Regions from separate parts of the Homo sapiens genome. Here all the other regions are linked to region 1. A link is a contact called in ENCODE Hi-C or POLR2A ChIA-PET data. All regions are on one chromosome and are shown on one strand. Each heading gives the region's core, a stretch centred on a gene start or an enhancer-like site at or near the end of the contact. The rest is flanking DNA. Distances are from core to core; before and after follow the strand shown. Region 1 holds the start of NR4A1 (nuclear receptor subfamily 4 group A member 1). Region 2 holds the start of TMBIM6 (transmembrane BAX inhibitor motif containing 6). Region 3 holds the start of BCDIN3D-AS1 (BCDIN3D antisense RNA 1).

Evidence for each region. A loop is a pair of places that touch in the nucleus more often than their neighbours do. ChIA-PET counts read pairs that join two places held with the same protein, here RNA polymerase II (POLR2A). Pooled maps may share reads with other maps.
Region 2: a pooled map shows a loop between it and region 1 (14-fold over the local background). The contact joins the promoter of TMBIM6 here to the promoter of NR4A1 in region 1. A Hi-C loop is called at or near these places in 6 of 50 pooled maps. POLR2A ChIA-PET finds 5 or more read pairs at or near these places in 2 of 52 experiments (CD4-positive, alpha-beta T cell and activated B cell).
Region 3: a loop to region 1 is called in a pooled map, with 5 times the contacts of the local background. The contact joins the promoter of BCDIN3D-AS1 here to the promoter of NR4A1 in region 1. A Hi-C loop is called at or near these places in 1 of 37 single-sample maps with no recorded cell type and 2 of 50 pooled maps. POLR2A ChIA-PET finds 5 or more read pairs at or near these places in 1 of 52 experiments (GM10248).

The regions. Positions count from the first base shown.
Region 1 is chr12:52,049,881-52,052,827 of GRCh38, reverse strand. It overlaps NR4A1 (nuclear receptor subfamily 4 group A member 1), which reads right to left and starts at 1,386. Exons shown (of 7, transcript NM_173157.3): 1 at 1,260-1,386. It overlaps LOC107984510 (a long non-coding RNA gene), which reads left to right and starts at 1,674. Exons shown (of 2, transcript XR_001749148.3): 1 at 1,674-2,794. RefSeq lists an enhancer at 693-1,250 and a silencer at 1,342-1,751.
Region 2 is chr12:49,739,985-49,742,931 of GRCh38, reverse strand. It overlaps TMBIM6 (transmembrane BAX inhibitor motif containing 6), which reads right to left and starts at 1,375. Exons shown (of 10, transcript NM_003217.3): 1 at 1,321-1,375. RefSeq lists enhancers at 1,119-1,438, 1,059-1,750, 1,679-1,808.
Region 3 is chr12:49,827,124-49,830,070 of GRCh38, reverse strand. BCDIN3D-AS1 (BCDIN3D antisense RNA 1) reads right to left here and starts at 1,528. Exons shown (of 3, transcript NR_027501.1): 1 at 1,327-1,528; 2 at 988-1,136. NCKAP5L (NCK associated protein 5 like) reads left to right here and starts at 1,658. Exons shown (of 13, transcript NM_001037806.4): 1 at 1,658-1,749. RefSeq lists enhancers at 627-1,205, 1,206-1,784, 2,200-2,249 and a silencer at 1,530-1,939.

The sequences.
Region 1 (2,947 bases), core at 137-2,636:
GACAGCCTGGCCAGGGATGGGCTGGGGGTGAAGGAGGAAAGACAGCAGTTGGGCAGAACTGGGCGCTTGTTCCTGCCTTATTCAAATCCTGTTTCTCCACCTGGACGTCCCACATCCGGATCAACCCCCATCAGTCCCTCCCCCTTCATGCAGGTTCTTAACAACACAAGATATGGACCTACATCTAGCCTCACAGGAGGGGGGAGCAGTCCCACAGGAGGAGGAAGAGGCGGGGTTGAAGGAGGCAGTGGGGAGAATCCGGCTTCAGGCAGGTCTTGGCAACAATGTGGCTTGCACCTGTTCTGCTGAACAAGCCTCAGGCTGCACCCTACCTGTAAGATCCAACAGAGACTACTGGGGGAGGGGGCATAGGGATGATCAGCATCTGGAGCTGGAATGGTTGGGAGGTATCCTCTAGGCAGCACCGCCCCAAGACTCCAACACTGGCAACTTCTATCCAGGATCCCCAAGGACAAGGGTTTCCACCTCTGTCTCTCTTTCTCTCTCTCTCTCTCTCTCTCTCACACACACACACACACACACACACACACACACACACGTGATCCAAGCCCCAGCGAAATCAATTCTCCCTGTGCTTACAGAGACCCTGCCCCGACCCCAAGAAGCCTCCTTTATTCAATACACAGCAAGCAGCCCTCCACAGGTCAGCCACCAAGCCAGTCACTTCCTTCAATGATCCGGAGGCTTCCTAACGCACCTCAGACAGAAAGTTCAGGGTGGGGAACCCCTGCCAACTCAGCCACAGCCTCTAAAGTGTTAAGAAAACAACCGGGACACTGGGAGGGAGCTGACAGGCTGGGAGGAAGGAGGGCCTTTTGGAAATCCAATCCCAGTTAGAATCGTACGGATCCCAGCAGCGCCAAAGCTCTGTGTACCTGTTCCCCCACGGTGCTGTGACCCCCATCCACACCCACCCAAGTTCAGAGCACCGTGCGCCCAGTTGGGCACCCTAGGAGACTGAACTAAGGCCAGCCGCCTGCTGGACAAGTCCCTACTCCCGGCGCCAACCCCAACCCCCTACAGCTTCCACTTTGCAGGTAGTCAACCTCCCCTACCTCCTACCCCGCACCCAGTAGTTTCCAGTCTGACCTGGGTTCTCATCCCGTTGTGCTACAGCTGCACACTACACCTACCCTCTTGCATGCCGGCCCTACAACATCCTCTCTGCCCGCGCGTACACCCATCTCCTTCATGCACCGCTCCTAAAAACAGATGCACGTTCCCCGAAGGGAACCTACCCGGCCGGCTCCCGCTGCCCCTGCCCGGACTGGCGCCCCGAGTCTCAGCCTGGTCCCTGGTCCCGCGTGCGCTCCCGAAGTTCTTCTGTGCACTCCCCCAAGTTTCGTAGCCTCCGCCACTGGGACTCCCCGGCCGAGCCCGACCCTCCTCTTAAGCGCTCCGTGACGCACGGGGAGGGGCGGGGGCGCCACTGACGCAGGCCGCCCGTCGAGCTTTGGCCATACAAGGGCGCGGGGGGCGGTGCGGTTCCGGCGGGAGGCGGCCAGGGGGAGGTGCGGCCCGGGGAGCCCGAGGGGGCGGGGCGAGGAGGGGGGGCCTGGAATGTCTGCGCGCGTGACGCACGCGGGGTTCCATTGACGCAGGGAGCGCGGATTGTTTGATCTATAAATAGGCTCCTCGCGCCCGCCGCGCCCGCTAAAAATAGCAGCTCCCAGGCCCACTAGGCTCCCCGCACCGGACTCGGGTCCCAGCTGGGGGCCCCCAGGTCCAGAATAACCAGCGGGAGGGCCAGAGCCCGAGAAGGGGCGCTGTAGAGACGCGGCCGCGGGGCTTCCCCGGATGAGGATCTCCTCACTCTCCAGTTGCTCCCGGGAGCCAACCGCGCCCGGTCCCTCCGGCTCCCTCCGAGCCTAGCCCCGCCTTTACACCTTCCCAAGCCCTTCCTGGAGCCCTAGGGTGTCGCTGCTGCCGCTGCTGGGCGGTCAGGACAGGCCGCGGGCTGAGGCGGGCAATTCGGACACACCCTGGGGAGCCTGCGCCCTCACCTCAGCCCTAGGCGCAGCTAGTGCACAGGACGCGGCTTCCCCAGCAGGGTCTCAGGCTGAGAGGCTGCCCCTGAGACGTCAGTTAGAGCCCTCGCTTAGTCCCTCCAGGCAGTCTCCCTACACAGGACCTTCCCGAGGGCAGGCGTTGGCCAGGCCCAAGCTCGGCCAACAGCTCTGGCTCCGCTCCACAAGCTGAACTTGGTTTCGCACCGTCCCCTCCCCAGCCCCTTACAGGGGGAGTGCACCCTAGTTGGGAAATTACCGAATTTCAGAACCGGGTGGAGCCTGAGAAATCTTTTCAAACTTGTGCCAACTCTTCCTCATTTTATAAACAAACAGGCTCAGAGAAATAATGGCACTTGCTGAAGGTCACACAGCCAGGTGGTGGCACACTGGGTTGGAACCCAGGGCCACAGACTGCATCTCTAGGGATCTCTCCACGCCTCTTATCAATACCCCTCCCCCTGTCCACATCAGGGAGCACCGGCCCTCCCAGCCTACCTCCAGCACCTGTGGGGAGGCAGCTCTGACCAGTTATCACCTGCCCGGTGGAGTGAGGAACAGCCCGCCAGGGCCCTGCTGGGCACAGACCAGGCTTCAGCCACCTGGAGCCTTCCCTGGTTTGGCCGTCACCCTTCCACCCTGATCTCTCCTGAGCCTGGGGAGCCCTCACGGAAAAGTAAGAGAAGAGGGAAGGGCAAAAAAACAAAAACAAGGAAAAGAGAGCCCTGCCACCCCACTGCGACCCCCATCCATTCCCCTTCTCCCATGTAAGTCAATATCCATGAGTTTCTGCTTCCATTGAGCCTGCACCCACCCACCCAGTTCTCAACTCATCTGGTCACCCCATAGGACTTTCTCTGCCCCGGAGGCTCTGCCGGCCCGATTTCCACCCTCAACCCCCATCACAGTTTTCCCACACC
Region 2 (2,947 bases), core at 126-2,625, 2.3 Mb after region 1:
GCAAACTATGGATCAAAAGTACAGATTGTATTTCTCAAGGGTTCAACTATTCTGTCCCTACTGGAGGAAAGTGGCGGCAGAGAATCTAAATGTCAACATATTCTTTAGGCCAGAACAAAAATATTAGACACAAAGAATAAGAAAACACCAAAGAGTGTAAATACAATAATTACAGAAAAAAGTGTGTATACGCAGGTCATAAGAAATGTGTTTATGCAATTCCGGTATCTTTCCAGAATTCAATTCTTAAACCACACATACAAAAGATAAACTGTAAATAAATATCAATAAGTAACTAGAAAAGTCCATTTGCCATTTATTTACCTTTGACCTTAAAATCCTTGTCTGTTTCAAGCACAGTCAGCCCTTCTACTGGGTTACACATTCACAAGTTGCTAGAACACAGTCTCAAGTTCATAGTGATTTTTGTTGTGGGGGTGGTCAATGAAAGGCTGATGACCCCAAGCAGCCCGGGCTGGCACCGGGTAGTAATTCTACACTCAGTAAATATACAAAGATACCAAAGCCTACTTGTTACCACAGGTCCAGCAAGTAGGCCCAAGATAAAAACTGCCCAACGACGCCCTTGCTGAGCAGACTTAGAAAGACGCCCACAAAACCTCAAGACCAAGCAAAGCAAAGCCACCTCACCTGCCCAAAGGTAACCAATCCGAAAAGAGCGGGGCCGCCCCGTGGGCCTGGAAGGCAGCCCCAGCCCCAGACTCCTCTCACTTCCCGCCTCTGCCGTTGGCTAAGTAACTGAGGAGCCTCGCGTGTCACAGAGGAGTGTGACATCACCCGCCCGCCAGGCCCTACCTCGAGTCTTGGCTCCGGGCCGCTCACCCAGGGTCAGCCCGACCAAAGGACCCGCCCGCAGCCGAACAGCAATCGGATGGGTGGAGTTTCGCGTTCCTTCACCTCGGAAGGACGTGCTCTGAATTCGAACGATCGAAGCTAGGCCAAGGGGCCCTGCGTCTACACTTAGTAGAGGAGAAGGAGCGGGAGAAAGGAAAAGGCGGGCTGAGAAGGGGCCTTCGCCAGCGCTCTGGGGCAGAATAGAGGCCTCGACACCCCCCAAAACCCCCGCAGACTCGCCTCCGCCCCACCCCCGCTTCAGCACTGTTGCGCACGCGCAGCACTAGTTCCCTAGCTTCCCTCCACACCCTGTTTTCCCGAGTCTGGTCTCCGAGCAGGGCCTCGTTCCTTCAGGGTGCCATCTGTCCGCAGAAGGAAGCTACTGCCACTCTTGCTCAGACAGTAACTGCTAACTCCCTTTCCATTTCTCACTCCCAGTTCGCCCAGTACTAGGTTCAGACGTACCTTCCTAACCCGCCTCTCCAAGGCCTACCAGCGCTTCTAACACCGGATGTGCTCTGACTCGCCCACTTCCGCTCCCGATCTTTTACCCGGCGTTCGCCTCTCGAGGGAAACCCCGCCCTGTGGTCCGCTTAAGACCAGTCCTCATTGGCCGTTGGCCGCACTCCTGCCTTTCCATTGGCTGTACGTGCATAAACAGCGGCTGCTTAGTTCAGAGGCCTGAGCTTGTCGATCAAGACTACTGGCCACCAACCGCCTCGAAGCAAAAGGTCTCCGCTTTCTTACCGTAGTAAGCCAGGGTCACGGTGCGCTGCTGCCTCTAGTGGAGAAAGTGAAAATGGGCCGGCCCCGCCCGGGACAGCCCGACGGCTTGTGAAGGGGTAGCGCTGCAGTCTTGGGATTCTGGCTTTAGTCTTGTCATGCAGTGTTAAAGGGGGAAAGCGATTCAGAGAACACATTAAAAAAAAAAAAAAAGCGCCCTCGCAAGGGGCGATTTACTGTGAAACTAGTGGAGCGTAAGCTTCAGAGCACCTTTGAAAACACTTCGATTTCTCTAGAGTATGCGAGAAGGAAATAGCAGGATTCCAGGAGGAAAACCAGAATTTAGGAAACCACTTTCTGGAAAGATAGAACAGTTCTTTTCAGTAAAGAATACAAATATCCAGGGTATGATTCTCAGTAGGCAAACCCAGGTATGCAATTAATAGAAGTTAATTTTCGGCTGGGCGTGGTGGCTTACGTCTGTAATCCCAGCACTTTGGGAGGCTGAGGTGGGCAGATCACTTGAGGCCAGGAGTTTGAGACCAGCCTGGCTAACATGGTAAAACCCCATCTCTATTAAAAATTTAAAAAATTAGCTGGGCGTGGTGGCGTGTGCCTGTAATCCCAACTACTCGGGAGGCTGAGGCAGGAGAATTGCTTGACCCTGGAGGTGAAGGTTGCAGTGAGCCGAGATGGTGCCACTGCACTCCAGCCTGGGAGACAGAGCGAGACCCCGTCTCAAAAAAACCAAAAAAGTTAATTTTCTATAATACAACCTAATTTTTGCTGTAGTGTAGCAGGACAAGCCGCAGACAAAACCCCTCAGACACCGAGTTAAAGCAGGAAGCGGTTTATTCCGCCAGGAGCATCGGCCAAGACTCCTGTCTCAAGAGCTGAGCTCCCTGAGTGAGCAATTCCTGTCCCTTTTAAGGCCTCACAACTCTAAAGGGATCCGCTTGAGAGGGTAGTGATCGATTGAGCAAGCATGCACCGGTAATTAGATCAGAACAGGACAGGGATTTTCACAGTGCTTTTCTATACAATGTCTGTAATCTATAGATAACATAACCGATTAGGTCAGGGGTCGATCTTTAACTACGAGGCCCAGGGTGTGGTGCCTGGCTGTCTGCTTGTGGATTTCATTTCTGCCTTTTAGTTTTTACTACTTCTTTCTTTGGAGGCAGAAATTGGGCATAAGACAATATGAGGGGTGGTCTCCTCCCTTATTCCCCCACTTTGAGACTCTCACTCATTTTATTAGTGGGAGTTCTCACCTTCATCTTCACTACCTATGTCTTCCTGCATGACAGATCGATAGTGATTTATGTAGTACACTTGTGCTGAAGCATTCTGGTGAACTAGAGTAGTG
Region 3 (2,947 bases), core at 279-2,778, 2.2 Mb after region 1:
AATCCTAGCACTTTGGGAGGCCGAGGTGGGCAAATCACCTGAGGTCAGGAGTTCGAGACCAGCCTGGCCAACATGGTGAAGCCTCCGTCTCTACTAAAAATACAAAAATTAGCCAGGTGTGGTGGTGCACTCTTATAATACCAGCTACTTGGGAGGCTGAGGCAGGAGAATCACCTGAAATCAGGAGGTGGAGGTTGCAGTGAGCAGAGATTGTGCCACTGCACTCCGTCCAACCTGGGACAGAGTGAGACTCCATCTCAGAGAAAAGAAAAGAATAAAATATTTTTTAAGCAAAAAAATGAGAAAGCTGGTGGGGGTACCCATCAAGACATCTTTTAGGTTCCAGTAATAGCTGTCCTTGGGCACTCTTTTCATCAAACTACCTCTATGCTCAAGAACCCAAAATGACTTCTTTATCTTATGTCTTGTCACATCCATATCCTTATTCTGCTCTCCTCCATAAGAAACCTCCTCCATTAATTTCTCCCACTTCCCAACGTACCACGGTGATCTGCTCACGGTCCCACGCAGATAATTTGCTCTTTCCTATCTGAATCTCCTTGTGGCCTTTACCCTGCCTGGACCCTACTCAAGCTCTCTCTGCCCTTCAAATTCCGTATTTAAATAAACCTCCTTCAGAAAAGAACTCTTAATCCTAGCCAATCTGAGCACCCTAACTTGCCTTACTTTTTATGTTCCTTTATTGGACTAATATGATACTCTAAGCTGCATCCTTTGTATACTCGCAACAAAAGAAATTTTAATGAAGTAGGCGGAGACTGTACCTAGGGATTCCTTCGTATTTCCCTGCAGAACCCAGGTGAGAACCTACATTTCTGGGGCAGTCACTACAATGCAGGCTGTGAGGGTTATACGGTATTTAGGCAAGGGCAAATAGGTGTTTAATTAAGGACTAATGGGAATGATATTGAAGCTCTGAGGCTCTGCAGGGGCCTGGATGGGCTGTTTGCTTTTCCTCATCCTCACCGAGATAGCAAGTGGTTGAGAACAAGGTTGCATCCTTTTTCTGCCCAGCCTTCCCCGCAAACCAGTGAGGAAACGACCAGCACTGCCGTCTGATGAGAGGAGCCTGTTGCTGTAACTGTTTTCCAGATTACTGGGGGGACGACCCCATCCTGGAGAAGGAAGAGAGAGGCGGGAGCATTTAAGGCCAAAGAGGCACTCAAGCCTTTCCCCCATGGATTTACACCCAACACGTATGCAGAAAAGCAAATTACAAACACCGACGCTCACAACCACACATACACGTGCACGCCCAGCCCCACAGAAGCAAACGCGCATGCCTGTGGGCCCGCGCGCACCTACTTAGTTTTCTCTGTTCTAGACGCCCTCATTCCACCCCCGCTCGGCCCAGCCCGGCGTCCTCTACCCAGGCACGGCTGAGGTTTACCAAGCCCGGCCCGGCCTGGAGAAAGTGTTTCTATAAGGGGGAAGGGAGGTCCTTCCCACCAAAGCGGAAGCGGCGCGCGCCGGCCGGGCAGACTTAGCTCGCGTCCTGGGAACATCTGGAGGGGGCTGGGAGGGGCGCGCATCCAGGCTGAACGTGGATTGGCTGCTAGGGAGGAGGGAGGCGGGGTCAGGGCCAGGGGCGGGGCTCCCCGGCCCCTTTAAAGCCTTGACATCAGGAGGCGGCTCCGGCACCCCCCTTTCTCTGCCCCCCGCCCCCAAGCCGCGGCCATGGACCTGGCGGATCCGGCCTGCCCTGGCCCAGCTCAACACCTGATTTCGGTGAGTTCTGGGTCTACTTGGGATTGAAAGGGCGGCGAGTGCGGGGGGGCGATCTGTAGCTCCGGGCCGGGGGGAGTGGGGTGTGGAGGGTAAGGCTCTCGTGGCAGTACAGAGTCGGAGAGGGCGTCGCGGCTTCCTGCCCAAACCCTGCTGCCCGCCCCTCCGTCCCTCCCTCCAGCCGCACCCTCCTCGGGGGTCCGGCTGCGACTCTGTGCACCCCCACCCCACCCCCTCCCGCCCCCCGCGCCATCCTCGCGCACACTCCGTGGCCCCGGAAGGGAAACTTTCGGGAGTGGGGGATGTTCCGGGGGCCGGGCTCCCCTCCCTCTTTGAAAGCACTGACCTTGCCCCAGCTGCTCACCCCACCCAACCCGCATCCCACCGTCCGGGTGCCGCTTAGCGGTGCCGGGTTATTGCGGGGGGAGGGGCTCTCTCCCCAAAGCGCAGGCGCGGAGACGAGCCTGGGGCTCCCTTTCGCACTCCTTCCCATTCCCCGTGGCCTGGGGCGGTAGGGCCTGGGGAAGGCGGGGAGAGGCGGAAAGACCGGGTCTCCTAGAGAACAGCCCCTTCAAAGGCTTTGAGGGGCTGCGGGAAGGAGGAAGGACCTGGTGGGCTGCACGCTGAAGAGAAGCTAAGGGAGGGAGAAGGGTTGGTTGGGCAGGGAGCAGGGACAGGGCAGCGTCTGCAGAAAAGGCCCTCTGGGTGCTGGCTGCGGTGCCAGAAGAATGCAGAGAATTCATCTGTGCCCGACGCTTCCCTGGCTTAGCCCAACTAAGAAAGCGGCTGCCCGGATCCTAGCTCCCCTCTCCCTGTCCTGGGCCCAAGGTCCCGCGTTATCTCCAGTCCTGGCACGGCCCCAAGGGCACAGAGGGCCCTCACCTCCCACAGGCCTGGTTTTCCAGGCATCCCAGGGCTGGATCAGCTGAGTCCACTTAGTCTGTCCAGCTGCTACTTCTTAAAGGCCTGCCTTGCTGAGGAGCTGGGGGTCTTGGGCTAAGGAGTTCTCTGGCTGTAGAGGCAATCCCTCCCTCCCACTTCTCCGCGTCTGTCATGGGTCCTCCTTCTTAAGCACAATGGTCAGCCAGAGGAAGTGGCCCGGGCAGGGGTGGCCTGGGGAGCAGTAGAAAGAGTGTCAATGCCTTACCGTTTTGTGGTCAGTACTTTCGGGGAAAATGAACATAGCCCATTTGCCTTGTTG